Regions from separate parts of the Homo sapiens genome. Here all the other regions are linked to region 5. Evidence: chromatin loops called from intact Hi-C (ENCODE). Cell type or tissue: mammary epithelial cell. All regions are shown on one strand.

Region 1 (5,000 bases), 95 kb before region 5:
ATCAGCACAAGTATAAACCAGTTTCCCCAGGAGTGTACAGATGCTCAGGCACGGTGAAGTCATGTATCATATATCAAAACCACATTCAAACTTGACACGTATCTCTCAGCTGACTTGGAATAGCTATGAGGAATTTTTGCATTTTATCTCTCCAACATGTAAGAGAATAACGTACTGGTTATAAGTTCAGGCTTTTGAATAGTTCACACTTGGATTTAAATCCCCGCTTGGCCAGTTACTCAGTCTGTGACCTGCGACATTATCCTCTCAGCCTCAGTTTCCCCATCTATGAAACGAGATAACAACAATCTTACAGAGCTTTTGAGAGTAGGAAATGAAATTATTTATGTAAAACAGTTAACATAAATAATACATAGCATGTGCTTAAAAACGTGTGCAATTATTATGTGATATTTGTTTTAGTTACTATATATAATAAATTTTATTGATGAACTTGATGAAACACATAGAAGTATTATTTTGTAGTAAAAAGATCCTCTTTAATATACAACATGTAATTCTTTTGCTGTAAGCTTATTCCAAAGAAGGAAGTGGCTTATTGGCTTATTGTAGTGTCATCACTAGGAGTCTTGGAACGTTTCCTGTAAGAGGCGTATAATGTGGAGGGGTACCACTAGAGGGCTCTGCAGGGACCCTATATACCTTTTCCTTGGCTGTAGTGGTGAGGAAGCAACCCTGAGAAGCCCTGGCCTTTTGGAGATCAGAGCCATTCCATTCATTACAGCTGTTCAAGAGGGCAATTAATAAGAATCCAACAAGAGCAACTCCTAGGAGCCACTTCTGCCAGAGAGCTGGGGGTTGCAGGTGGATGTCACCAGAAACATCTGGTAGGTGCTGAGCTAGGAAACCCTATTGCTTGAGTTTCACTCTCCCCTGTACCACTCCACAGAGCTACCCTTGTGGGGACTTGAATGACATAATACAATGAAGTTTTAACTTTGAGACAGGAAACCAGGTAGCATTGAAGGTTCTGAAATTCTGGGCAAAGATCTAACCAACAATAATAACAAAACCCACCTTGAATCTCAACTGATCCTTGAGGCTGGGACCCACACTGATGGCTGGGCATCTGTAAAGGAGATGAACACAAGGCCCTGGGAGTTCTGGGGCTGCATGAGCCCTGTGTGTCCTACCTGCAGGGATGATAGCAGGGCACCTCTGATGATGCACTGTCATGGGATAAATGCCCCTCCGGACTCAGTGGTCACTCAGGGATTGTGCTGGCAAGTGATGCAATAGGTATATGTCATAGCTTTTTAATGAGCACCATCGGCCAGTAGCTTACAGCTGTGTCTGAGTGCCAGCAGTGAAGCTGGTGCCTGCAGAGGCAAATGTCAGATCTGCAGCTGAAGCAAGAACCTGGGAGCTGGGCAGAAAAGGAGCTTTCCTGCTACCGAGGTGAGTTTGGATCTCCAGACTGAGGCGGTGGGGTGGGAGCAGAAATCTCTTCAAGCCTTTGTTTTCTTGTGGCTGTTTTGCTTCTGTGGTGTTTGAACCACCCCCCACTCCACCCCGCAAAAAAATAGCTGTCCACGGGGCCAGACAAGATAATGTGCCTCTAGACTCAAGAAGTGAATGGCAGCCTTGGGAAGCTTTGCTTTTTCTAACTCTCCCTGTGAAATAATTCAGGACTTCCGCACACTGAAGAGTCAACTCTCAATCCAAAGTCAAGCACTTCCCTTTTTAAACTTGTGCAACGCTGAGGCTTAAGTTCTCAGGGTCTCCCCTCCGCAGGCGCTGGTCCTTTTAAAGGGCTTCTCAGAGAGGTGGTGGCCAGAGGCTGCAGTCAGGACCTGGCTGGGAGGAAGACAGGGATGAGGGCTGCGGGGCTGGGCGTCCCGGGGAGGAGGGCGGAGCAGGTGAGCTGCGGGGTGGGAGCAGGGAGTGCACTTGTACGTGACGTTGGAGTTTGCAGCAACCTCCAAGTAGGAGGCTGTGCGCGCGTGTGTGTGGAGTGGCTGCGCGGCCGGGGAGGATGTGCGCTGCAGGGCGGCCGCCGCAGTGAGCAACGCGGCAACCGGAGCCCGGCGGGCAGCCGGGGAGGCCGGGACTGAGAGGGGCGAGCCGCTGGTGCTCCCCGGCGGCAGAGGGCCGCGTCGGCCACGGGCCCGGGAGAGACGCGCTCCAGCCGGCCCCAGGATGTAGGCGATCGGCGGCAGCGCTCCTGCAGGCGGCCGGCTCATCATGAAGAAGCACTCGGCCCGGGTGGCCCCGCTCAGCGCCTGCAACAGTCCGGTCCTGACCCTTACCAAAGTGGAAGGTAATGCGCGGCCGCCTCGCCCCGGGGGTCCCTGCACCCTAGCCGGGGAATGCTGCCACCCTGAGGGGGGCTGTCTGGCTGCGGGGCGCCGGGGCTGGGGGTACTGCTCCCCCAGGACGCGGCTCCGCAGTGCAGAGCGCCGCCGCCTGCGTGGGGGGATCTGGCAGCTTCAGGGGCTGCCCTGAGCTCCCTGGCGAGCAGGAGTGAGCTGCTGCGGCGAGTGAGCACCCGGCTCCCCAACCCTCTCCTTCCTGGGCAGCACCCAGCGCATCTGGCAGCAGCTGCACCCTCACCTCCATCCCAGTTTGTCCTGGGGCTCTTGTCTGTTCGGCAGGAGGGGGTCGTCCAGCCGCTCCCAGTGTCCCCTTACCACACACACACTTGAGTTGCCTGGGTGTGGAGCTCTGTGCCTCACCCCCAGGCCGACCAAAGGTGCTGCCCGCAGTTGGTAGAGGCGGGAGAGGGCTGCAGCGGGCTAAGGAGACGTCTGTCCTGCGTGTTCCGAAGCCTTTCCGGCCACCAGCCAACTGACTGCCCTGCTCTTTGGGAATGGGCGGGGCGCACAGGTGAGGGAAGAGCCAGCACCAGTCTGTAAACAGGCTCTTTCCCAGGCCCTGGAGAGGGATTGGAAGGGCTGTGAGAGGCCCCCAGAAGGTGTCCTCCTCCCCGTGTTGTCCTTTCTGCCTGGAACTGCTCCCACCCAGGAAATGTGAGCGAGAGGACAGGGGAAGAAGCAGCCCACCGAGGAGAGCTTCCTCAGACACAGCTGGCTTCTGCTGGCCTAAGGGGCCTTGCTTTCCAATGGAGAAGGGGGGCAGAGGGCCAGTCCCAGTTCTTAACTCCTCCTCCCAGGAGGCAGAGGTGGAATGACTAACTCCCTCTGCCAGGAGCAAGCCACCTTGGCCAGGTGAGGCAGACAGACCATCCCCTGGGTCCCAGGAGCTCCCCTCTAGGCTTTTGCTTGTGCTGAGCTAACAGAGCCCATGAGCATCAGCGGTGAATGAGGGGCAGCCATGGGCTCCGACAGAGCCTGGCTTCTGCCCTTCCCAGGAAGCCTGGACTTCTCTAGGCTACTGTTGACCCTGCTTCCCACTCGTGACTTCTTGTTTATTACAATGAATCTCAGAACCAGCGAGGACAAGACAGAGGCTGGCTTGGTAATTGTATATCCCAAGCTTAGCTGTCCACACAGGCCTGCCTGCAGCTGCCCTAGTACTGTGATCCCCATCCTACTGAGGAGCACTGTGAGGCCCAGCAAGGTGGGTTAACGTGTCCTAGACCCACAGTTGGTAGGTGGTGAAGCAGGAATGGAATCCTGGGCTGTCCGATCCAAAGCTCAAGCATTTTTTCCAGAACATCAGTTTGCACTGAACTGCAACTACTTACCTATTTCTCAACATTTTCTATCTTTAGGAGGTTGGGTTTTTTTCCTTCTTGTGGCTGTCTTCTTCTCTCCTCCATCCCAACCTCAGGAATGACTTGATATCAGCCATCTACACCTGAGTTTAGTGCAAGTGCTACCTCTTCCAGGGGTGTTTGTATTTCTAAGCCTACCCAGACATTGCCCACATGCATGTGTGAATTGGGGAGGGAAGGATTGGCCATTTATTTCTCTGAGGGAAGCAGGGAGTGAGTGTCTGCTCACTCATAGGGTCCTCATGGGAAGCTGCCCACTCCTACCTCCTAGTAGGACAGATTGGTTCTGCTCTCCAGCAGCAGGGGGTCTCCCTGGGAAACTCCCAGCCCACCTTAGGCAGGACAGGTTCGAACTGCACTGGAAGTGGGGCAGGACGCGGATGGTGGGGCTACCTGAACTGGGTGCTGTGGCCTCAGAGGTGCTGCAGGAGGCAGTGAGTGGCATGCGAGGCACAGGTACTTCCCTATGGCCAAGCCTGGAGGTTGCCTTCAGGGAATGAAAGTGAAAATTATCTCCCACTAACCACCAACCCCCCAAAAAGTCCCTTAGGGCTGCTGCCAAAAGAGCTTTGAGTCTCCTGCACCTGCTAACGCCAGCAGCTGCCTCGCCACGGGCTTGGCTTTGGAACTAGCATTTCCTCATAAATGCCTGTGGATAACGGAAATGTATAGTGAACTAAGAAATGGTGAGATTGAGGATCAAGACTGGGCCCTGCCCCTTTTCCAGTTGGATTTGTGTAAATCACGAACACAGCCTCAGTTTCCGCAAACGTAAAAGAGAAGGAACAACCTACTTCAGCAGGCTGTGAGGAGATGCAATAAGGTAGAGGTAGCTGAAAATGCCTGGCAAGCCCCCAGTTGCATTTTTCGTGGGATACCTACAAGTATCCCATGCAAAATTCTGCCCCTCGGGGCCTCATAAAACCTGCTCTTGGTATGCCTGGCTCACATATAGCTCTTTCTCTCTGCCTAGTTTTTTTCCTTGGTGTTTTTATTCAGTTTGGCTTTTGGTCTATTTTTTGGAAACCATTTGCATCTTATGTGCTGGTTTTGGAAGTGTTGAATCATTTCATTTTAACTTGAATGCACAGGGCAAGGTGGTCCCCATGCTGTGGGTGTTTCTGTATGGATGGCAGACAGGCTACAGGGAGGGAATGCAGCCAGCGAGGAATATTTATTAGCTTGCAGAGTGTGTCATCTAAGGGGAGGCAAGAAGGCACCAGCATGTGGTACATATAAAACCAAAATAGAAAAGGCAAAGCTTGGTTAAACTCAAACACAGGAAGATGGGCAAGATGACTTC
Region 2 (5,000 bases), 150 kb before region 5:
AATTTATTTGACACATAGGAAAAAAAAGTGTATATGATTTTTTTAAATGAAAGAAAAAAGATAATCAATTTTTTGACAGCAGTGCTAAAAGAAAATGGAGTAACATTATTATTATTATTGTTATTATTATTATTATTATTATTATACTTTAAATTCTGGGATACATGTGCAGAACGTGCAGGTTTGTTACATAGGAATACACGTGCCATGGTGGTTTGCTGCACTCATTAACCCGTCATCTACGTTAGGTATTTCTCCTAATGCTATCTCTCCCCTAGCCTCCCATCCACTGACAGGCCCCGGTGTTCCCCTCCCTGTGTCCATGTGTTCTCATTGTTCACCTCCCACCTATGAGTGAGAACATGCAGTGTTTGGTTTTCTGTTCCTGTGTTAGCTTGCTGAGAATGATGGTTTCCAGCTTCATCCATGTCCCTGCAAAGGACATGAACTCATCCTTTTTTATGATTGCATAGTATTCCGTGGTGTATATATGCCACATTTTCTTTATCCATTCTATCATTGATGGGCATTTGGGTTGGTTCCAAGTCTTTGCTATTGTGAACAGTGCTGCAATAAATATACGTGTGCATGTGTCTTTATAGTAGAATGATTTATAATCCTTTGGGTATATACCCAGTAATGGGATTGCTGGGTAAAATGGTATTTCTGGTTCTAGATCCTTGAAAAATCGCCACACTGTCTTCCACAATAGTTGAACTAATTTATACTCCCACCAACAATGTAAAAGCGTTTCTATTTATCCACATCCTCTCCAGCATCTGTTGCTTCCTGACTTTTTAATGATCCCCACTCTAACTGGCGTGAGATGGTGTCTCATTGTGGCTTTGATTTGCATTTCTCTAATGACCAGTGATGATGAACTTTTTTTCATATGTATGTTGGCAACATAAAATTTCATGTTTGTTGGTCTTCTTTTGAGAAGAGTCTGTTTAACCTGCTCAAGTAAAGGAAGTGTCATCCTAGGATTTTATATCAAGTCTAAAGGACATCCACTCTTATCAACATGCAAAAACTCAAGGAATATTGTTCTCATGAACACTTCCTAAAGAATCTTCTGGAAACCAAGCTTCAGACAATCACATGACTAGAGAGACCCTAATAGTAAGAACTGGTGTGGAGCATTACAGTAAGTGGGGCAGGCTCAGACAGTATAGTGTATCTGTGCTCTCACAATATAGATACAGCCCAGTGATAAAAATGGAGGAACAGGTGGCTCATGCCTATAATTCCAGCACTTAGGGAGGCCAAGTTGGGAGGACTGTTTGAGGCCAGGAGTTCAAGACCAGCCTGGGCAACATAGCGAGACTCTCATCTCTACAAATAATAATAAAATAAAATACAAATGGGGGAAGAACAAGGAAAGCACATACCAAAATATGTTAATGCTTTCAGTTATCATGTAGGTGGTAGTATTAGGGGTGTTATTCAGAGGCTGTTGAGTAACATAAAACAAATGAGCAATTATGATATACTGTATTTTAGTTGTTTTCCTGGTGTCTTTGAAAACTCACATTCTGGCTGGGCACAATGGCTCACACCTGTAATCCCAGGATTTTGGGAGGCAGAGGTGGGCAGATCACTTGAGCCTAGGAGTTTGATACCAGCCATGGGCAACATGGCAAAACCCCATCTCCACTAAAAATACAAAAACTAGCTGGGTGGGGGCCGGACGCAGTGGCTCACGCCTGTAATCCCAGCACTTTGGGAGGCTGAGGCGGGCGGATCACGAGGTCAGGAGATCGAGACCATGCTGGCTAACCCCGTCTCTACTAAAAATACAAAAAATTAGCCGGGCATGGCGGCAGGCGCCTGTAGTCCCAGGTACTCGGGAGGCTGAGGCAGGAGAAGGCGTGAACCCAGGAGACGGAGCTTGCAGTGAGCCGAGATCACACCACTGCACTCCAGCCTGGGCAACAGAGCGAGACTCCGTCTCAAAAAAAAAAACAAAAAACAAAAAACTAGCTGGGTGGGGTGGTATATGCCTGTAGTCCCAGCTACTTAGGAGGCTGAGGTGGGAGAAGTAAAGCAGAAAGTGACAAATGAGCTCAGGAAGTAGAAGCTGCAGTGAGCTGTGATTACGCCACAGCACTCCAGCCGGAGCGATAGAGTGAGACCCTGTCTCAAAAAAAGAAAAGAAAACTCACATTCACAGGGCACAGGAAAGGAGCTCAGATGTAATGGGGGAAGTTAAGCACACACCCTAATGTCTTGGAATTGAATTGGAAATCTCAATATGAACTCATAAAATATTTTATGTATGTGTCCATCTATCTATTGGCATACAAATATTTCTTAGTTCAACTGCCAATCCAGTAGCAGTGAGCATTCCTCACCCACTAATAGAAACCAACCCTTCTTGGAGAAACAGTTGCTTCCAAGTCTAAGCCGGAAATGTGTAAGATGAGCCTGGGATCTCTTATAATACCAGGGAGCCGGGAAGTTATCAGAGGCCACAGGGGTCAGGCAGGGGAGCACAAATTTGATGTCTGGCATTCTCCTTCCCCCAATAGTTTAAATAGTTATCATAACTAAAATTTTAAAAATCAAATACGTGTCAGAATTCCTTACATTTACTTTTGATCAGCAAATGTTAATAATGTAGGCATGGGATGCCACCATAATCTTTTTAGTAGTTAGTATTTCTAAAGGTTTTACTCCAGCCTCCTTCAGGCCTACCCAAGAGCCCTCCTTGATCCAGAATTTAGAGGCTCCTGCCTGATGTAATGACAAAAGAAATCCACCAGGGGGAGAGATAAGCAAGTATGTAAATCATCCATCTATATCCGGGGGCGATTTGACTCCAGGACTCCCAGAGATACCAAAATTCCAGGATGCTCAAGTCTCTTAGGCAAAATGATGTGTTATTTGTATATAACCTATGCACATCCTCCATATACCTGAAACCATCTCTAAATTACTTATAATACCTAACACAATGTAAATGCTATGTTAATAGTTGTTATGCTGTATTTTTTACTTCTATTATTATTTATTGTTATTTTTCTTTTTTGTTCAAATATTTTCAATCCGTAGTTGGTTGAATCTGTGTATGCAAACTCGTGGATACAGAGGGCTGATTACATAGGGGGAGAATTGATTTATCTGCTTTGTTTCATTGTTTTAAGACAATTTTATTTGAGAGAGAAATATTACTTTGGGACAGATTGTCTAATAAAGGTTTCTACTGGGACTGGTTTCTTAGCCCCTTCTTTTAAAGGATGTTGATAAACTTCCATGTCCTTCTAAGTGAAAACTGCTATTCACCTGATTATTATTATTATTATTATTATTATTTTTGAGAGACAAAGTCTTACTGTTTTGCCCAGGCTGCAGTACAGTGGCACAATCTTGGCTCACTGCAACTTCTGACTCCCGGGTTGAAGCGATTCTCCTGCCTCAGTTTCCCAAGTAGCTGGGACTACAGGCGTGCCTTAAAAGATTTTAGAATACCTATATTAAACCAGAACAATTAAAATATTGTTAAAATAATGTTACTACCTAAATATACACAGTTTAATGGAAAGGAATAGAAAGTAAGGGATCTAATGACATATAAGAATTAAATGAATGCTAACAATTGCCTGAAAAATTATTGGGGAAAGGATGGATTATTCAAAGATAGGAGAGTTAGAACTCTACTTCACACAATATACCAAAAAAAAAACCCCAAAAACAAAAACCAATAGGGTGGAGTAATTTTTAAATGTAAAAAATAATATTCAATTACTATAAGAAAATATGTTCCATATTTATATATTCTTTTGGTCAGTAAGACTTTTCTAAACATGATACCAAATGTTGAAGCCATTAAAAATATACTGATAAATATATCTGTCTAAAAACTTGAACTTCTATTTGGTGAGGAATACCAAAAAGAAAATTAAAAGGTAAACAACAAATTGGAAAAATTATCTATAACATATACAAATCAAAAGTTTATACTTTTAATATATGAAAAGGTTTCAAAAATAAGACAAAGAACCACCAATGAACACATTAAACATATTTCAAGTTAACAATGTCATGGATAAAAAAAATTAACAATGTCAAGAAATAGAACAAAGGTGATAATTTTTTCCACATTGGATTGGAAAAGATTAAAAAGAACAGTAATACTCGGAGTCTGGGAGAATGTGGTAAAGTTGAAAATCATACATTATTGGCGCAATTACAAATTGGTACGACCTCTCTGGAAGATAATTCCGCGATACGGCTGAAGCCTTTGTAAAGTGCACACACTGTAACCCCGCAGTACCACTTCGAGAAATGTACCCAAAAGCGATCATCGAGTATGCGATATGGTGCACAAAAACGTTCAGGATTAAAAGACAGATAATGTTGGTGAGGATGAGGAGTCGTAACTGTCATGCATTGCTGATGGAAACGGAAAACGGTAAAGACACTTTGGGAAACAGTTGAGCAGTTCCTCAAAAAGCTACAGTTACTTAGAAAAAAGTTTAACTTAGAGAACTCTAAGGGCCTTAGGTGTATATTCAAGAGAAATGAAAACATATACCCACAAAACAATCTTGTATAGGAGTGTTCAGAGCAGCATTATTCATCATAGCCAAAAAGTAGAAATACCCCAGATCTCCATTAACTGATGAATAAATAAACAAAATGTGATATATCCATACTTTTTATTAAGTAATAAAAAGAAATGAAGTACCGATACATGATACAACATGAATGAACCTTGAAAATATGATGATAAGTGAAAGAAGTCTGTCACAAAAGGGCACATGTTGTATAACACCATTTAAATGAGGTGTCCAGATTAGGTAAGCGCAGAGAGACAGCAAGTAGATTAGTAGTTGCCTAGGGTTGAGGAGGGTGGGAAATAGAGAGTGAATGCTAACGGGTACAGAGATTTTGGGAGGAGATGATAAAAATGTTATAAAATTTATTACGGTGGTGATGGTACAACTCCATAATTATGCCAAAAACCGTTGAAGTGTGCACTTTAAGTGGATGAATTG
Region 3 (5,000 bases), 200 kb before region 5:
ATGCTCCCTCTGCTGACTCCAGCCAGCAGTGACGATCCAGTCCCAAGCTGCTGGGTACCACATTCCAGGCCAACAGGAAGAGCTTCCCCAGGACAGCGGCCTCAGAGCTCAGGCCTGGAGAAAGCTGAGAATTATGCTAAGGAAAGAAAAGAAGACTTTTTTAAAAATAGGAGAAACAATGAGATGGGGCTTTCAGAACACAGCAAGATGTTTAGGGTGAGGTTGGCCTTGTCCTTCTGTATCCTGTGTAGTCCCCATCAGGATCCTGGGGGAGACAAGCGCCTGAGAATAGCTCATCCTCCGAGTGGAGCAGCCTGAGATAAATGCAGGCCATGCTTTCGGCAGAACCTCAGATCTTTCTCATCCTTGCCATGGCTGTGCTGGTTAATTCAGTGCTTAGACCAGGTGCAGTGGCTCATGCCTGTAAACCCAGCACTTTGGGAGGCAGTGGCAGGAGGATCACTTGAGCCCAGGAGTTCAAGACTAGCCTGGGCAGTGAGACTTCGTCTTTACAAAAAAATAAAAATAAAAAAGAAAATAAAGGAGCCAGGCATGGTGGTGCATGCCTGTGACCCCAGCTGCTCAGGAGGCTGAGGTAGGAGGATTCCTTGAGCCTGGGAGTAGTTCGAGGCTGCAGTGAGCCAGGATCACACCACTGCACTCCAGCATGGGTGATGGAATGAGAACCTGTCACAAACAAAACAAAAAAATCTGTGCTTAGACACATACTTTCCCTATAACAATGCACAGAACACCTTGCTGTCCTTTTCTCTCATGTGACTCATATCAGAGTTTATCTTCTACCCCGTATTTCCAAAAGTAATCCCAAATAGTTATTGTCTTGTATTGTGTTTGGAAATTTTACCCAATCTTTTGTGAAGTTTATAATTCACACTCTTTTTTTTTTTTTTTTTGAGACAGAGTCTCACTCTGTCACCCAGGCTGGAGTGCAGTGCCGCTATCTCGGCTCGCTGCAAGCTCCGCCTCCTGGGTTCACCCCATTCTCCTTCCTCAGCCTCCAGAGTAGCTGGGACTACAGGCGTCCGCCACCATGCCCAGCTAATTTTTTTTTTTTTTTTTTTTTTTTTTTGCATTTTTAGTAGAGACAGGGTTTCACCTGTTAGCCAGGAAGGTCTCGATCTCCTGACCTCATGATCCACCCTCCTCGGCCTCCCAAAGTGCTGGGATTACAGGCGTGAGCCACCGTGCCCGGCCTATAATTCACATTCTTAATGACCGGTTTCAGAAATAACTTTTACTTGAGGCTGGGCATGGTGGCATATGCCTGTAGTCCCAGCTACTCAGGAGGCTGAGGTGAAAAGATCGCTCAAGCCCAGTAGTTTGAGACCAATGAGCCCAGGAGTTCGAGACCAGCCTGGGCAAAAGAGCAAAACCTCATCCCCATTTTAAAAAAAGAAGAAGAAAAAGAAAAGAAAGAAAAGAAATAACTATTAATATATGTGCTGTGCTTAAAGTTTCTGACATAATCAAAGCACTCTTATGAGCCCCTGATAATTTCCACATTTGTCCTCTCCGTCCAACCACAGACTAAATTGCCATAATCATCAAAGTAAGCCCTTGGCCTTAGACCTGGGACATAAAAGAATCAGGATGGAGCCAGGAGAAACCTGGCAGTTGTCTGGAGATCCCTTAAGCATTTGTTTTTTGTTTGCATTCCAGGAAAACTGTTTCATAAAGTAAGCTCTGAACATACTCACTACAGGCTAATACTTATTTTCTCTTGATTTATGAGAAATTTAAAGAAGCTAGAGGAGGAAGAAGCTGCTAAATGTAAATGTAATGTTGGAAGGTATAATTGGGATTTAAGATATTAAATTGTTTAATTATAGGCTGCCCTAAAATGAAGTCTTTCTTGTGTTCATAGACTTTAGTTCATGACCATTAAGATTTCGGTGACATGTAGGCAAGCATGGTGGCTCACGCCTGTAATCCCAGCACTTTGGGAGGATGAGATGGGCAGATCACCTGAGATCAGGAGTTCAAGACCAGCCTGACCAACATGATGAAACCCGTCTCCACTAAAAATACAAAAATTAGCCAGGCATGATGGCATGCGTCTGTAATCCCAGCTACTCGGGAGGCTGAGGCAGGAGAATTGCTTGAACCCGGGAGGTGGAGGTTGCAGCAAGCCGAGATCGTGCCATTGCACTCCAGCCTGGGCAGCAAGAGCAGAACGCCATCTCCAAAATAAAAAAATAAGAAAAGGTTTTGGTGACACGTAAGAGATTTCTCAGCAAAGTGCAAAGACTCGGATACAAGTGTTCTCTTGCCTCCCTTATGCAATGTGTGCTGGTAAGAGTTTAACAATCGGCTCTCCAGGAGGAGACTGGGGCAAGAGGGACCCTGATTTGCAGCATTTGCCAGTTCCGCAGGGTAAGTGCTCCCACTATGGCTGGTTTCAAACTACCAGTGTGACATCACAGACTGTGTTTGGAAGGAGATACACACGATAGTCTTATGAGCCAGTATGAGTTGGCTCCAGCACACCACTGCATGCCATTAATAGATTTCTGCTGTTCTTTGGAAATTTATATCATGGTATTTATTGCTGATGAGAAGATAATGAGTTTTTGCTTAAGTTTGGGAAAGGAAAACAAATTTGAAAAATGTGCACTGAAATTGTTATGAAAAGCTCCTAATTCTTGAGTTTTTGTTGTTATTGCTGTTTTTAAAAGATTGCTTGTTTGGTCCTTCAAATGTGAGTAAAGGAAAGAAGATAAAACTACATTTCCAATATGGCTGATTTGTTTTTAATTATAAACTGACATATTTATGAAAGGTTCTATTTTAATGGAGTACTATTAGTTTGAAGGGAGAATTGCAGAATACCGTGAGATAGTTAAGGGATTTGTGAATCAAGACTAATCTGTTTTTGCTATTCTCCACTTGTGTTCATGTACACTTAACTTTGAAAAGAATGTCTTTGTTTGCTGAGAATTGAGATTTAATTCTTTTAATGTGTTTTTAAGAGTAATTTTAGCTCAGAAGAAGAAATTTTAAACCTAGGAAAATTTTAGGTTGGAATGAGGAGGGATTTCCCTTTCTTGGACATTTGGGGAAGAGTTGGAAAGAGGCGTTTTTCATTGTGCAGACACAAGATGGCGCTAAAGGAGTATAATTTAAGCATGGCTTCCTTTATTTCAAAACAGTATTTGGAAACGGGTCATCTTGAGATGCGGCGTGCATTTGAGATGCGGCGTGCATTTTGCCACATGTTGGTGGGTTTTTTGTTTGTTTGTTGTGGCTGTCATTGTTTATAAAGAGACAGCTTTAAAGGGGACCGGGTATTGAGTTGATATTAAAATATGGTAGAAAGGTATCCATATGGTCTATAAAATAAAACGGGTCAATATGATGAGGTCTTCTGGCTCTGCCTCTAGTGTTTTGGGTTTCTGTTCCTCCAAGGAAGCGCATTCATCTTGCCTGTACTTGCTTGTGGCTGCCAAAGTGTTCAGGTAGGTTTCTGCCCCAGTAAGGAAGTGTCTAAGAATCTCCTGGAAGAAGCTGGATGTGCAAGCTTTCTCTGCCTTTTGAGGGACCTCATAATTCACTTTCCAAGTACTCATCGACACCTTTTACTCTTTAATATTGCTGCCCCTTTTACTCCTGGCTGCCCACACATCTGCCTATGCGTGGACTTGTGGTGCTTTGGAATCTGTGGTTTTAATTTGTGTCCTTTGTCCTCTGGTCCTTCCCTTGTATGCACTTACATAATGGGCTGCTCTGAGGACCAATGCTTTGCCAACCCAAAGCATTTCCCCAGGAACATTCCACTGCCTTGTCTACCCTCAGCTTCCCTTTTGGCCTCTTCTCTGGGCTTAGGACCACCCACTCTTGGAATCCAAATGCTTAGGAATAAAGTAAACCTAAGATCTACTCACTATCCCCACTTAACATGTTCAACTTTTTATTTTGAAATAATTTCAGACTTAGAGAAAAGTTGCAAAAATAGTAAAAGAATTTCCATATCCACTTGGATTCTCAAATGTTAACATTTGCTTTATTCTGTCTTCTGAACCATTTGAGAACAAGCCATGGGTATAATGCTCCTTTTCCTTCACCTCGAAATATCTCAGTGTGTATTTTATAAAATCAAGGGCATTTTATTACATAACCATTGTAAACCAAAAAGTATCTGAGACTTATCTCAATCAGTTTTGAGGTTAATTTTGCCAGGGTTGAAGATGCACCTGGGAAAAAGCAACAGAAACCTGCAGGAACAATCTGTGATCCGAGCTTTTGACAAAAAGGGTCTGGGAACGTCAATAATTAAGGGGAAAGGGTGAGCAGTAGGGGAAAGAGGAAGAAAGAAAAGGGGGAGATGGTAGATAAAAGGGGCAAGCAGTTGCATTCTTTCAAGTCTTTGATCAGCGTTCACCAAATCCACATTTCATATGTGAAAGGAGGGCATAAAGGAATAGTCAATTATGTATTTGTCTCATGCTTAGTAAATCTGCACTTTACATAAAGTCAATATAAAGTAGCTACCTGTGGAGACATCTGGCCTCGGTCTGTAGCTATCTGCTTAGGAGCAAAAGGGAAAGCAATTCCTTCCAAAAGATTTATGAGCTCTGTGTCAGGAACTGGGGTCAAAGAGACCAAATATTAGAACAAAAGATGCACCTATGGCCCTTACAGCTCAGGAAATTCAAGGGCTTTAGAAGCTGTGTGCCAAGACTCAGTCAGGGGAAAAGACCAAATAAATATTTCTTATTAAGTCACAAGACCACAGGGCTATGTTATTATCATTATTTATTTTGGTGCTCACATTGTCCCAAATTTAGCAGTAGAGCCACCCTCCCTCCCACCCCCCATTATTTTTGTTTTTATTTATTTATTTATTTATTTTGAGACAGCGTTTTGCTCTGTTGCCCAGGCTGGAGTGCAATGGCGCAATCTCAGCTCACTGCAACCTCCGTCTCCCAGGTTCAAGCAATTCTCCTGCCTCAGCCTCCCAAGTAGCTGAGATTACAGACACA
Region 4 (5,000 bases), 180 kb before region 5:
GAATTGCCACACTCTCTTCCACAGTGGTTGAACTAATTTGTACTCCCACCAACAGTATAAAAGTGTTTCTCTTTCTCCACAGCCTCTCCAGCATCTATTGTTTCTTGATTTTTTAATAATCACCATTCTGACTGGAGTGAGAGGGTATCTCATTGTGGTTTGGATTTGCATTTCTCTAATGATCAGTGATGATGAGCTTTTTTTCATGTTTGTTGGCCACATAAATGTCTTCTTTTGAGAAGTGTCTGTTAATATCCTTTGCCCACTTTTTGATGGGGTTGTTTTTCTCTTGTAAATTTGTTTAAGCATTTTTATAGTGCAAGGTAGCACAAATAGTATTGTGCATCTGGGGCCATAACCAGTGTTAAGCATGTTTTGTTTTGTTTTGTTTTTTGAGACACAATCTTACTCTATCGCTCAGGCTGGAGTACAGTGGTGTAATCATAGCTCACTGCAGCCTCGACCTTTCAGGCTTAAGTGATCCTCCCACTTCAGTCTCCCGAGTAGCTGGGACTACAGGCGTGTGCCACCATGCCTGGTTAATTTTTTTTTTTTTGTATTTTTAGTAGAGACAGGGTTTCGCTATGTTGCCCAGGCTATTCTTGAACTCCTGGGCTCAAGACAACTGCCTGCCTCAGCCTCCCAAAGTGCTGGGATTACAGGTATCAGCCACCATGCCCAGCTGAGCATTGATTTCTAATCCAACACTTCTTGCAATGATATTCCCTTTATCTGTGAAGAGGAATTTTTAAAAATCAAGCTGATGTAAGAAAAGAATCTAAAAGCCCATCTTCAGGCCTGCAGCTCTGGGGACAAAGGGCCCTGGTGAGTAGTTTTAACAGCTGTGATTTAAGACAGCATTTGTTCTGGAAGAGACAGTTATTCATTTACTCGCCTTGGTGATTTGAGTTAGCCAAGCAACCAGCTCAGTCCCCATAATGCTCACTCCTGTGAGGTTGATATCTCAGACACACTCTCTGAAGGCAGCCATCTGTGAGTTTGATGATGTCACAGGAAACAGAGCCAGAAGCAAAGATATGATATCGTAGAGGACATGGAGCTTTCCCACTGAGAGTCTTCAGTGTTCATTTTACCAACAACTCTGAACTCTTACTGGATACCAGCCAGAGACGAATGATGTAGTGTCAATGAGCAAGAAACCACCCAAAGAGCAGTGCTCTCCTAGCCAGTTCCCAAACGCCTTCTAGGTAACTCGGTCCTGTTAAGTGGGACAGTAAAGGAGAACATTTTGTCCAAGACTCAGAATTCACAATTATTCATCAAATGCCTTCTAATCGGTATTCCCACTAAGCTTCACCCACAGCTCACATTTATACATTTTCAAAGGTGAATAGAGAAGATTTAGGGAGAAACTGTCAAGTCTGACTTTCTTCTTCCTCTTCCTCCACCAACCCAAGATCATTTTCTTCCCCTAGGGGCTGAAATAAATTATTATCATTTAGCACCATATATGTACTGAAAACAGAGACAAGGAAAACAGAGATGAGGGAGAATTCTAGGGAAAGAATGAAGCTAAAGAAACTGAATTCCAGCTGGGCACAGTGGCTCATGCCTGTAATCCCAGTGCTTTGGGAGGCTGCGGTGGGAGCGTTACTTGAGGCCAGGAGTTCAGGATCAGCCTGAGCAACATAGCAAGACCCCATCTCTACGAAAAAATTAAAAAATTATCCGAGCATGGTACTGCATACCTGTAGCCCCAGCTACTCAGGAAGCTGAGGTGGGAGGATCACTTGAGCCTAGTAGTTTGAGGTTTCAGGGAGCTATGAGCAACAGAGAAAGACTCCATCTCTTTAAAAACAAGAGAGAAATTGTGAATTCCAAGATTCACAATTCTGGTGATGGAGACTCTGTGTCTATGTGTACACGCATGTGTCCATGCATGCATTGCACACACTTGTCCTTTCTCAGCTTTCTTTTGGTTTGTAAGTGATCATCTGGTGATCTTCAAGGTGGCAGTGCCTTGTGCCAGATTCTAGGCATTGTGTTTTATAGCTTATTCTACTGAAATTTGAATAGGGGAATGTCTCAGAAAATAATCCAGTGTGGCTCCTTTGTGTCACCATCCTATCCCGCCTCATATCTAGGACACAGTGTCAAGTGATGAGACCAACACTGCTCAGTTTAGAGCCTCACACCTGAGCCAGTCACTCACGTCCCTTCTTGCTACCCCAAATTATCCTGCTTGTATCAGCCAAATTGCCCAGTTCACGCTGATATAACAAACGACCCCCGAATCTCAACAATTAACAACAACATAAGCTTGTTTCTCACTTAAGCTCCATGTCCATTTTGAATGGGCTTCCTCCCTGCGCTACATCCAGGACCCGGGCTGACGGATCATCCCCTGTCACATTTCAATGTCCAAAGCAAATCACGTGGCTGCTCTTGAGTTCACGTACTCAAGTATACTCCTCCCCCAGGAGGCGCTCTAAGTCCATGGCTGCACCTGCTGTCAGTGAGGCCGGGAGGTATAGCCCACCCCAGGCAGGGCCAGCTAATGTTTGAGCAGCCAGACAGTCCACACGTTCCTCCAGCTGTTCCCAGCTCCTGACCGGTCCGGGCTTGTGCTGACTGCCCTGTCCCTAACCCAGTCTCTGTTTCTCAATCCCCCTTCTAGAATGCCAACAAAGTTATTTTCCTAAAGAACATCTCTCTGATCACGGTGACACTTCAGAGAAATTTTTCATCCTCTGCATTGTTCACATATTATAGTCAAAATTATTTGGCACGGCACTCCCCGCCTTCTCAGCTCCGGCATATACCTGCCTCTCCATTTTCATCTTGCACCACAACCCTCGGACCCCTCGTTCCCTAGTGACTCAGAACCACTTAGCGCTGCTGGGCCGGGAGCCGTGCAGTGTGTGATGAAGAACAGTCTCTGCAGTTCTGTGCTTCCGCGCACTAGCTCTGCAATCCTGAGCAAGGAGCTCCGCCGCTCTAGGGTCACACTGTTGACTCTAAAGACATTCAAGTCCCTGGTGAATGGGGATTTTAATAGTACCCAGTTCATGAGTTGTGATGGTAGTAAATGACTGGCTGTGTGAAAAAGTTTATGTCCATTCTTTATGCTCAATAAATAGGAACTATTGTTTTCTGTTGCTGGGACTATTTTCTAACTGCATCTTTCAGATTCACGCATCTCTCTCTACCCAAGCCACTCCGTCCCCCTTGAAGCCTTCTCCTCTCCCCACCAGCCAAATCCAGCTCATCTCTACCTATTAAAGCCCTACTCATCTTTTGTTTTAGCTAAAGTTTTAATTGAAATAGTTGTAAATTCATATGTTGTTGTAAGAGGTAATACAGAGAGATCTCAGTTACCGTTACCCAGTTTCCACCAATGGTAACATCTTGCAAAACTGTAGTACCATGTGACAACCAGGATATCGACATTGATACAATCCACTGATCTGCCCCTGTTTTACATGTGTGTGTGTGTGTATTTAGTTCTACATGATTTTATTACCTATGTAGGTTTATGTATCCATCACTACAGTCAAGACCACACAGGTCCATGACCGCAGGCTCCCTCTTGCCCTTTCATAAGTGCACCCATCTTCTTCCTACCACATCACCTGCTTCTCCAACCGCTGGAAGCCACCAATGTGCTCTCCATTTCTATAATGTTTTCTTTTCTTTCTTTCTTTCTTCTTTTTTGATACAGAGTCTTGCTCTGTCACCCAGGCTGGAGTGGAGTACAGAAGCACAATCATAGCTCACTGCAGCCTTGAACTCCTGGGCTCAAGCTATCTTCCCATCTCAGCCTCCCAAATAGCTGGGACTACAGGCACGCACTACCGTGCTGGGCTAATTTTTTAATTTTTGTGTAGAGATGGGGTCTCACTATGTTGCTTAAGCTGGTCTCAAACTCTTGACCTCAAGCAATCCTCCTACCTCTGCCTCCCAAAGCACTGGGATTACAGGCATGAGCCACCCCACCCAAGCCTTCTTTGATGTTTCATTTCAGAAATGCTATATAAGTAAAATCCTACAACATGCAACTTTCTAGGCTTGGCTTTCTTCTCTCAGCATAATTCCCTGGAGAATCATCCATTTCGTGTGTATCAGTAGTTTATTCCTTTTTATTGCTGCCTACTCATCTTTTAAGGTCCTTTATGATACCTAATTGAATACTCAATGCCCCTGACTGGAATAATCAATTTTTCTGTGCTCACTTACCAATCTTTAATAACTGTCTGTGATTCACAGCTATTTAATAACCAGGTTTTATATTTGCATAACTCTTCAGGGCTTATGAAGTACTCTTGCATTCATTATTTTATCTCATCTTATGTAAATGTCTCTATCATGTCATTGCACCTATTTTGATGAAATAGACATGTACCCCCTCCCTTCGAGTTGGGGGCATCAAGTTCAATGCCTCTTACATCGTGTGCTGCCAGGAACTGCTGCATGGGTGAGATCCTTTTGTATAGAAAGCCATCTCCTGGGTGTGATTCAAGCCAGCTAAATAATGCTGTCATTCGATGCAGCTCAAGGGGCAGATGTTCCTGGCTCTAGGTAAAATAGAAATTGTAGAACAAGGAGTGTTTTTTTAATGTAAGAGAATGTCATAATAGACTGATTTAAAAGCCTCCTTTGGGAGATGATAACTAAGGTATTTCAATATGCAAGTATTACCATAATAAAAGCTGAGTATTAAAAATATGATGAGATTTTCTTTGAAGGAAATAAATTAAACACGAGTTTACATTAGAATAGATTTATAAGCATGATAATGTTCCCCTTTAGCATAAATTGGGGAAGATTATGTGTTGCCTAGGAATGCACTAGAAGAGTCAAAGTAGTATTGTTTAAAGGTCAGACAGATATATATGAACATATGCACATGACATGAATCACCAATACCTGGTGATCTCCAATGTGTATTGAAAATTATCTGTCCATTGCTCCCTCCAGAGGACAAGGACACACGCTGAGGACCTGACATTGGGTTGGGAGCCCAGGGAGAGGACTCAGAG
Region 5 (5,000 bases):
ATCACTTTGTAGCCACCATAATCACAAACATAAAGGAAGCCATCATTCACGGTCACTGCCCCTGGGGGAACAGACTGTTCTGCAAACAGGGGCTTGGGAAAACCCCATAGAAAATGTAGCTGGAATATTGTATGAAAATTACATGGCAAACAGAAATATCAGCCTCTCAGTTAGATGAGGGTTGCAGCTATATAAAGCCAAAATGGAATCAATTCAGTTGAATCGGTTTCATGATAAATTTAGTGAAGTGAATGTTTTACCTGGCCCCGGTTTGTTCAGAAGCAACATAGGACTCTGTGTACAGAGAGAGGTGGCCAAACTGCACCAGACTCCACAAAACGGTAAGTGTGTTTCTCCTCTCTCAATATCCCAGGCTCTCATGCCTTTCTCTAAGGAGTTTTCCTGTTCCTGCTATGGACATCCCATAGTTGAGTCATGAACAAAGACAGATTTCCTTCTAGATTGATAGGAAGACTAGACAGTAAAATTAAATTTAAAATCTTACCCAATCCCCTTTGACTCTTGTTTTTAATTTTCCTCCTTTTTCTCTGCATTTTAATATTAAGTGGCACAGACCAGAGCTATTCCCCCAACCTAGTGCATTTGGTTTATTCTAGAGATGTCTTTTCTTTTGTTCTCGTGGCAGTTCATTTGGGACTGAGTCTATTTCTAGATCACTAGCAGGCTGACTCCCTTCCTGGCTGGCAGGCCATCCCCAGCTGTGGCAGTGCAGCACCATGTCCATGAGCCTGGACAGGGACTTCCATGAAGCAGTGCCTCCTCACTTGTCCATCTCCTTGCCTAGCTCATCGGGCCCAACCCAGCAATGATCTTCACTCCCCAACAGTCAAGGAAAGAGGCAGCTGTCAACCAAGCCTTCTCAGTGGCCTTTCTCCACACCCGAGCTCCCCACGGCCTCCTCTACTTCCTTCTTCTGCATGTAGAAGACTGGCTTTAATTTTCTTAAAGATTTTTTGAACTATCTGTGATCCTTCCCCCTAGACTCTAGAACGGCATCAAAAGACTTTCTTCTACAGATGTTTCCTCATCTCATTCCCGCGTTAGACTCTGAACTTTTGGATCTGCTTATTCTTCCTGTGCTAGATAGTGTCTTAGAGAAGTGGGGCTTCCACATGGTGGAATAGGTACCCTAAAAATGGCCTCAGGGAGAAAATAGGTCACGAGTTAACACTATTTGTATCATAGCCAAAATGTATTAGATATACCCAAGAAGTGACTGCCCCTGCCTGATCACAAAGATAATTCCAACTGAGGGCAACATTTTTTAAAACTATGTTTCAATGTGTTCTCTTAGAGCAAGCTTGTCCAACCCCCGTCCCACAGGCCACATGTGGTCCAGGCTGGCTTTGAATGAGGCCCAACACAAATTTGTAAACTTTCTTAAAACATTATGAGATTTTTTTTTTTGCGATTTCTTTTTGTAGCTCATCAGCTATCGTTAGTGTTAGTGTAGTTTGTATGTGGCCTAAGACAATTCTTTTTCTAATGTGACCCAGAAAAGCCAAAAGATTAGACACCCTGTCTTCCCCAGAGTATCCATCCTCCTCCATTACCGTCCTTCTCCCACAACCCCCACCCCCAGAGTATCCATCCTCCTCCATTACCGTCCTTCTCCCACAACCCCCACCCCCAGAGTATCCATCCTCCTCCATTACCGTCCTTCTCCCACAACCCCCACCCCAAAAAAGGTTTAGTGACCCCCTTCTCTTACTCAGCAAGTGACAGAATCCCTCAGTCAATCACCATAGAATTAGGCCTTCGGGTCAGATAACACACCAACATTACCTTCTGTATAGAACCATAAATTCCAAGCTTAACATGAACAGAAGGAAGAATCTGTGACATTAGATCACTGTGCAACATTTGTTTCAGTGGACTAAAGCAATAGGTTGAAGGGCTTTAATAGAAAGATGTTTATTAAAAATAATAAATTTTAAAACCCTGCCCCTTCCTATATTTGCTTAAAAAAAAAAAAACTTGCTATAGGAAATAAATGGTCTGTCTGAACCCAGGAAAATAATAACGATGCCTCTCTTTCCTTGTTTTAGGGAATGCTGTCGATTTTTTGGAGACAATGGCTTGACTTTGAAGGTGTTTTTTACCAAGGCAGCACCCTTTGGTGTTCTTTGGACACTCACAAACTACCTGTACTTACATGCAATAAAGAAAATAAACACTACGGATGTCTCCGTGTTGTTCTGCTGCAACAAAGCTTTTGTGTTCTTGCTCTCATGGATCGTTCTCAGGGACAGATTCATGGGAGTGAGGGTAAGTTCCTTATTATCTGTCTTCCTCCCTCACTCAGTCATGTCAACCAAAACCTGCCCATCGGCTTGCTTAGCTCCATGTGCTGGACCATGAGCATAAGCTGCTGACCACTTTCCTTCTGATTTGCAGCAGAAAATGAGCCCAGCAGAGGGCCCGGTTCTTGGTGTGCCTTGCCAACCTTCTTGCTTGCAAACCATACTAGACAAGCATTCATTAAAGCACCTTTCATTTCAAGCATTTCAACAAGCATTCCCTAAAGTGTGTGCCAGTCGGGGACCCAGCCTGGGAATGGCGATGTGCTCCGCTCTCTGCGTGCTCACCCCGTCTCTCATGGGCGGCTTTCCCGGCTGTAGGGCGTGGCATGACCGTGCCCTGCAGCCTGGAGCTTTCTGCTAACACTGCCACTCTCGGGTGAGGATGTGCGTGAAACCCAAAGGATCCTTCGGCATCCATGCGTGCATGCAGTCTTGGCCCTTTGCCTGGGCCTTGTGTACACAGCCAGAGTTGGCCAGACACACTCATGCTAAGTCCCAACTGTGAAGGGCCAGCTTCACTTCCTTCTAACCAATGACGAAGGGGGAGTGAAATTATATCCCTTGAATTACCTCTCATTTTACAACCGAGACCCAGTCAATTACATTAGAAGCTAGTCAAAGTTAGCTCGTCGGATTTCATAACAACTGTATGAAATAGGACACGTGCACTATCAAATATCAGCTGAAATACAGAGAGATTCCCCCGAATAAAAGAAACAGGTGAAGTTTCAAAGCACAGGGCAGAACCCTAGAGACTTCTGACTGGCTCCCTCTTGTGGCCAGGAGCTGTCACTGCCCCGTCATCACCTTGCTACAAACCAGCGCCGAGAGCATTTAGCCAGGCCGCTAGTTCTCCTGTAGTTAGTGTACAGCTTTCCCCTTCAGCCACAAAGCTAAGAGCCGGTTTGAGGGGCAGTCCCATGAAAGTAAACCCTGCTGGCCACCAGTGCAGGGCCCTCTACTTCCGTCCTTCCCTCATTGTCCTGGGAACAATGACATCACCCTAATGGTGCATTCACACCCACCTAAGTTACCCAAACAGCAGTGGGGACGTGAGTCAACTTCTGAGTTATATTTTTAGCTCGCAGTAGGGGGAAAATTTGTTTTGAGGCTTAATGTTAATTTTGGAATAAAAACTCACTCTCTGTGCCACCAGAAAAGCTTTCAGCAAATAAATGATCTGATGCATCTCTGCAAGAAATGCAGATACTTCTCACAGTGAGCCACCCAGCAGGCTGCCTGACTCGATGCTGAAGATCTGAATGTCCTGGGCCCCCCTGCCACCCACCCATGTCCTTCCTGACTTTATTTTGATGTAAAGAGCCAGGAGAATTTATGGAAATTTTTGGCATGACTCAGATGTCCCTAGAAAATTCCAAATGAGACCCTGTTCCTGGGAAGAGAAGCTTCAAGGTTAATTCTGCATCTAGCAGAAGAAACCCATTTTTTTTGAGGTTAAGAGAAGGAGGTGTGAAAAACTTGAAAAATACTCCTAAATTCATAGAAAGCAACATGATGCTTCTAGATCTTTACTGCTATGCATGGATAAGACCCCTCCAACCCCCCACCCAAGAGTCATCCTCAGAATATGGCACATTCCGGCCATGGTGGCCACTTGATTGGTTTGGTCTGTTGCTGATCACTGTGTACTGAGCAAAGTTTTGTGTTGAAGGCCTTTGGTACTAGACTGACACTGAATGAAGATCCCAGGAGCCAGTGTCGGTGATGGCATTGATGGCATTTTGTAATTTGCAAAGCACTGTGCAGTTATGAGTCTCTCTAATAATCATTATTCCTCTCCGAAGTGCATGACCAGTCATCTAAGAGCTTCCTCCCACAGGTTGTGTTGGAACTCCCTCTTCTCTTCTTCAGGAGTTCAGAGAGCTAGCAAAATCCATCATGAGACACTGCCATGTGCCAAAGGGACTGAGAGATTCTCCTTGATAAACAGATGGAGATTTAGTTCCAAGATAATATCTAACTGGTGCATGGGACCGCTCAGACTTCACTCAGACCTGGGTTGGCTGGCACTGTCCATTAGGTAATTTCCAAAGACTGAAAAGAATTAACATAGTTCTCCATCCTGGAGGGCTGAGCATATGAGCTTGAGAGTCAAGCAGACATAAAAATCCATGTTGAAGGCACAGCCTTATGTTTGTGGAATTGGCTGCTAAGGAGACTTTTGTTATTAAGGCAATTATTCAAACCACAAGGGCCATGGTTCCTGGAAAACATCAATAGGTCGAAGTCATGTGCGCAGATCCAAAAGGAAGCAAACGTGTCTTATCATGCTGGGGAGATTCCTGGCCACGTATGGTATGAGAGGGTGAGAAGCCATTGGAGTGTCTGTTTGGAAGGAGCCAAGGTGGCTCCTTGTGTCGCCATCTGACTCTCTGCTTAGGTGTGCTTTCTGTACGTTCCCTGGTTCTCCAGGTCAGGGTTCTAGCTCAGCGATGGAGATGTCCTAGGCTAGAGTCAAGTGACGAGGTCACAGATCTTGGCTCCATTGTTATAAGCTGTTTGGACCTTGAGCAGACTAGTAAATGTCTCTGAGCCTCTGTTAAATGGAGAGAATATTACTACTCATCTTAGAAAACAGTTGTGAGAATAAGATGATGCATGCCTCACACATAAAACTCAACAAATGGTATCTTTTCTCCATGGCATTATTCTTAT
Region 6 (5,000 bases), 910 kb before region 5:
AGAAAGGAAGAAAACAAAGAAGGAGAGAAATTAGCTCACATGTTTGTGGAGCCTGGCAAGTGTGAATTGTGCAGGGCAGGGCAGTAGGCTGCAGACCCAGAGAAGAGCTGCTGTTGCAGATAGAGTCCGAAGGCAGTCTGGAGGTGAGAGATCCAAGATCAACAAGATCAAGGTGTCTGCAGAGCTGGTTTCTCCTGAGGCCTTTCTCCCTGTCTTGTACTGTGTCCTAATATAGTTTTCCCTCTCTATGTGTCTGTGTCTACATTTACTCTTATGAGGTAATTAAGGTAAAATGAAGTCATATCAGCCCACCCATATGACCTCATTTTTCCTTATCGCCTCTGTAAAGGCCCTATCTCCAAATACAGTCCCATTCTGAGGGGCTGGGAATTAGAACTTCAACAGATAAATTTGAGGGGTACAAAACTTAGTCCATAAAAAACAACGCAGCCCATAACAGAGTGCCATATATTTAGTATGTCAAGTAGATCTGAGAAGGGAAAACTGGAGCCATTGAGGAAAAGATTTTTTTTTTAATCAGCTTTTCTAGCAAGAATAAAGAGGACTGGGGTATGTGAGAGGAACCGCTCAATCTCCAAACAGCACAACTGGCTGTGGAAAGCAAAGAACAAGAGGTTCATTAGGGCAGAATGCTGAGTCAGCTGGGAGATTCTGGGCCACCCACAGGAAAGGAAACATGAGGAGATTGGTGCTCGGTTTTGGACAGGCAACGTCTGCAGTTCTGAATGGTGGAAAAAGTTACAGGTATCCAACGAGCAAATTCCAGGTGGAGCTGGAATTTGAGACAGAAGTCGGACTTGGACAGAGATTCTGGAGTCATCGGAATTTTGGTGATCGTTGAAGATGTTAAATAGCTCAGGGAAAGAATGTAAAGAGAAAAACACTGAGGAAAGCTCTTTTGGAAAGAGTAAAAAGAACCAGAGGAGATGCAAAGAGGAATGATAACTTGTGGGTAAGAAAGACTCAGAAAGTAGAAAGCAGTGAAGATCACATCAAACTTCTCAAATACTTTTCTTAATTCATAGCAAAAATTTTTGGGCTAATATTATCTAAGAATTATGCCACTCCCTGGAGCTATCAGCACTTAATGTCCCCGCTAAGTGGAAGTGGGAAGAGAAGCTAGGTGTGCATCGGGTTTATTAAAAGCAGCAGCCCTATGGAGCTCCACCTACCTACAAAATCCCAAGGGGGCAATGTCAATCCAGAAATATGACACCATGATTTAGATCATGCTATCACTCCTTACTTTTTCTCCTTCCTGTTCTTTTCTCAAGTGTACAGAGAGAGCGAGCATACTGCACACACCATATTTAAAATTCCCCATTCCCCAAAACTATAGGTCAGAGAACCAATATTTTATTTGATCATCATTTGACCTCAGACATAGTGATTAATTTTCCAGGCCTCAGTGGCCACCTTGCCCCACCCCATCTGCTGCCTACAGATGGCTGCAGGATCTCTGTCAGCAATGTCATGTCCCTCCTGGTGTTAGTCTAGCCTGGCAGTAGTTGCTTAGTAGCAAGAGATACTGCTATGTCACATCTATAAAAATAGCCAAAATCTGGACTACTGACAAGGACCCAGGAGTTACAATTTTATCACTCTAAATGTCAAAAAGCCAGAACATATTCTAATATACCCTCTCCAAAAAGTTTTAGTGTATTCTATTAAGAAATGTTTTCTACAGAAAATACAAATTTAAATGTATTGCATAAATCTATAGGAAAATGTTATTTGTTTGAAAAAAAGATTCTGTCAAAAGACCAATAAGTTTTTTTACTTACATTTGATCATGTGAGCCATAGTGACCCATGGTTGTGTAAAAACTGGAAAAATGTGTAGGTCTTATTGCTTAACAGGTATTGAATTTTTCAAATAGCCAAGTCTTTTTCTCTGAAACAGGTAGGCATTTATAGAACGGCAAACATGATTTCGTGAATTTGGTAATAATTGTTCCTCCCATCTCTTTATCACCCAAACTCAACATATCTGTTTGCAAACATGAAAGACTCCTGTGGAACCCTTTGGGCTGGGTTTCTGCTGTCTTCTTTCTGATCACTAGATGGCACTCCATTCATATTACTTCACAGACAAGGAAGCCCAACACAGTGGATTATTTGAATTGCAGCCGAATTTATAGCCTTAGAAGAAAAGAGCATAATAACAGTGGAAGTGATTTAGAAAGATACTGGAAAGATGAGGGGAGCAAAGGAAGTGGTTTTTCAGTAATATTTACACAGAAACAACAGGGAGGTGTTTATAAACGTATCTTTTCTGTACATCTGTTCTGAGTAGGGAAGGAGTTTCCCAGCTAGGTTAGATCTCCAAATTCAGCCTAGGTGGAAGTGAACCAAAATGTTTCAAGTAGTAGGTGGCCCATCACCCTCAGACAGAGGATGAAAGCGGACTTCCCTGCTGCACTCAACAACCCATCTAAAAATAGTACCTGCTTAAGAAATGTCCTCTAATAGTCATTTTATAAATGAAAACTGGTCACAGGCTGTGTCTTATACTGGACACTGGGAGCACACAACACACACTCTCAACACGCTATTTACTCAGTGGCAATGTGTCTGGAATTAGTTCCTTCCGGTGGGTTCTTGGTCTCTCTGACTTCAAGAACGAAGCCGCAGGCCCTCGCGGTGAGTGTTACACTTCTTAAAGATGGTGTGTCCGGAGTTTGTTCCTTCAGATGTTCAGATGTGCCCGGAGTTTCCTCCTTCTGGTGGGTTCATGGTCTCGCTCACTTCAGGAATGAAGCCGCAGACCTTCGCAGTGAGTGTTGCAGCTCTTAAAGGTGCCGCCTCTGGAGTTGTTTCTTCCTCCCAGAGGGTTCGTGATCTCGCTGACTTGAGAAGTGAAGCTGTAGACCTTCACAGTGAGTGTTACAGCTCATAAAGGTAGTGCGGACCCAAACAGTGAGCAGCAGCGAGATTTACTATGAAGAGTGAAAGAACGAAGCTTCCACAGCATGGAAGAGAACCCGAGCGGGTTGCCGGTGCTGGCTCTAGTGGCCAGCTTTTATTCCCTTATTTGGCCCCGCCCACGTCCTGCTGATTGGTCCGTTTTTACAGCGTGCTGACAGGTGTGTTTACAAATCTTTAGCTAGACACAGAGTGCTGATTGGTGCGTTTTTACAGAGTGCTGATTGGTGCATTTACAAACCTTTAGTGAGACACAGAGCACTGATTGGTGTGTTTATAGTCCTTTAGCTAGACAGAAAAGTTCTCCAAGTCCCCACCCGACCCAGAAGCCCAGCCGGCTTCACCTCCCAGCAAGAGATACCCCTACTTCACATCTATAGGCACAGCCAAAAACTGGTTACTGACAAGGACCCAGGAGATACAATTTTATCACTCTAGATATCACACACACATACACACCACACAAACACACAAAAGACACACACAATGCATAATATCCATAACACATATACATAACACACACCTATACACACACTTATGCACACACCATGAAAACACACAGAACACACTCACAATGCACACTTATACACACAACACAGTCATAACACACGTAAACACAAACACACACATAATACACACTTATATGCACAATGTATACGTAAACACATACAATACACAAACTTATAACACACTTATACACACCCAGTATACACAACACATAAATACTCATACACATACACTCACATACACTCACACCCCAATATCAAGATTATTTAGCTTACCAAAATGATTCACTTTCAAAGGAGGATAGCACTTAAAATGACAGAGGGTGGAGAAGGGACTCCTTAGACAACAAGTCTCCTTCGCCTCTGGTCATCATCTCCTGCTTACAGAATATGGAAATTTTTCTCACTAACAGAAGACTAACAAAATTAAAGAATGCATTAATATTTTATGTAGTTTAAAGATGGCAATCTGTCTTGTGCATCATAAAAATATATGTGAGATAATGGTAGAAATCTCCCTCAATTTGCTTGTTTCACATCACTGCATTTACGATTCTCTTTGGTGCTTTTAATTATTACAAATCATCCTGAAATGTTCTGGGCGGGTATAGTTCCTTTCCTTCTGAAGTTTCTTTTTTTCTCTCTTTTTTCTTTTTTTGAGACAGAGTCTCACTCTGTCACCAGGCTGGAGTGCAGTGGAAAGATCTCAGCTCACTGCAGCCTCCACCTCCTGGGTTCAAGAGATTCTCCTGTCTCAGCCTCCCGAGTAGCTGGGACTACAGGTGTGCACCACCACACCAACTAATTTTTGTATTTTTAGTAGAGACGGGGTTTCATCATGTTAGCCAGGCTGGTCTCGATCTCTTGACCTGGTGATCTTCCCGCCTCGGCCTCCGAAAGTGCTGGGGTTACAGGCGTGAGCCACTGCACCTGGCCCTGAAGGTTCTTTATAAAGCGTGTCCAGTGTTATAACAAGGCCTGTTACATTTGGTGTCCAAGGATGTGTGAATTGGTGGCATCACTGTTTTCCATCCCAACACCCCATGTCTTACTGATCCAGGTCTGACAGTGCGTCAGTTCTTTTGATTCCGTTATATGTCATGCAGAATTTCATAATTATTAACAGTAATGCAAAACAACACAATTCTTCTTTTAAGGTAAAGACAGGTATTGGCTTTATACATGGTTATTATGCCTGAGGATACTCACTTTCCTGGGACCAATATCACATATTAAAGATCCATGAGCACACACTCCCTCCAAAATAAATAAATAAAAAATTGAGAGGAAATGAGGTTACATAAACTACCTTTTATTTTTATTTTTTTTTGAAAAGGAGTCTCGCTCTGTCGCCCAGGCTGGAGTGCAGTGGCGGGATCTCGGCTCACTGCAAGCTCTGCCTCCCGGGTTCACGCCATTCTCCTGCCTCAGCCTCCTCAGCAGCTGGGACTACAGGTGCCCACCACCACGCCCGGCTAATCTTTTTGTATTTTTAGTAGAGAGGGGGTTTCACTGTGTTAGCCAGGATGGTCTCAATCTCCTGACTTTG

The links. A loop is a pair of places that touch in the nucleus more often than their neighbours do. Peaks named below come from ENCODE experiments on the same cell type or tissue, not always from the same donor. Only the 100,000 strongest peaks of a DNase experiment are listed, where the experiment ranks them.
Region 1: a loop joins it to region 5, with 6 times the contacts of the local background. A loop is called at or near these places in 25 of 110 quality-filtered maps.
Region 2: it touches region 5 in a loop (14-fold over the local background); 63 of 110 quality-filtered maps call a loop at or near these places.
Region 3: a loop joins it to region 5, with 11 times the contacts of the local background. A loop is called at or near these places in 66 of 110 quality-filtered maps.
Region 4: it touches region 5 in a loop (10-fold over the local background); 66 of 110 quality-filtered maps call a loop at or near these places.
Region 6: a loop joins it to region 5, with 15 times the contacts of the local background. A loop is called at or near these places in 7 of 110 quality-filtered maps.

What each region holds. Positions count from the first base shown.
Region 1 is chr1:234,212,294-234,217,293 of GRCh38, forward strand. All of the region lies in intron 2 of SLC35F3 (solute carrier family 35 member F3), which reads left to right. LOC124904553 (a long non-coding RNA gene) reads right to left here and starts at 2,789. Exons shown (of 2, transcript XR_007066948.1): 1 at 2,575-2,789; 2 at 424-1,818. RefSeq lists silencers at 2,035-2,134, 2,235-2,334, 2,385-2,504 and an enhancer at 4,014-4,103. In mammary epithelial cell, a CTCF peak has its summit at 621 (motif pointing right); DNase peaks (open chromatin) are centred at 648, 1,908, 2,818 and 3,068; H3K4me3 peaks cover 1,379 bases; H3K27ac peaks cover 1,830 bases.
Region 2 is chr1:234,152,108-234,157,107 of GRCh38, forward strand. The region is part of intron 2 of SLC35F3 (solute carrier family 35 member F3); the gene reads left to right. Among named protein-coding and RNA genes, the nearest start is that of SLC35F3-AS1, 120 kb to the right of the region's middle. RefSeq lists an enhancer at 1,312-1,813. In mammary epithelial cell, a CTCF peak has its summit at 2,748 (motif pointing right); a DNase peak (open chromatin) is centred at 2,764.
Region 3 is chr1:234,111,660-234,116,659 of GRCh38, forward strand. The region is part of intron 2 of SLC35F3 (solute carrier family 35 member F3); the gene reads left to right. Among named protein-coding and RNA genes, the nearest start is that of SLC35F3-AS1, 160 kb to the right of the region's middle. In mammary epithelial cell, CTCF peaks have their summits at 23 and 3,108 (motif pointing right); DNase peaks (open chromatin) are centred at 3,192 and 3,432; H3K4me3 peaks cover 231 bases; H3K27ac peaks cover 916 bases.
Region 4 is chr1:234,123,034-234,128,033 of GRCh38, forward strand. The region is part of intron 2 of SLC35F3 (solute carrier family 35 member F3); the gene reads left to right. Among named protein-coding and RNA genes, the nearest start is that of SLC35F3-AS1, 150 kb to the right of the region's middle. In mammary epithelial cell, a CTCF peak has its summit at 2,438; a DNase peak (open chromatin) is centred at 2,468.
Region 5 is chr1:234,307,032-234,312,031 of GRCh38, forward strand. SLC35F3 (solute carrier family 35 member F3) reads left to right here. Exons shown (of 8, transcript NM_173508.4): 4 at 2,070-2,289. Among named protein-coding and RNA genes, the nearest start is that of MIR4671, 3.1 kb to the left of the region's middle. In mammary epithelial cell, a CTCF peak has its summit at 3,109 (motif pointing left); DNase peaks (open chromatin) are centred at 3,200 and 4,580; H3K27ac peaks cover 1,195 bases.
Region 6 is chr1:233,392,977-233,397,976 of GRCh38, forward strand. No RefSeq gene overlaps it. Among named protein-coding and RNA genes, the nearest start is that of MAP3K21, 68 kb to the left of the region's middle. In mammary epithelial cell, a CTCF peak has its summit at 2,072 (motif pointing right); no DNase peak of the experiment used is centred here.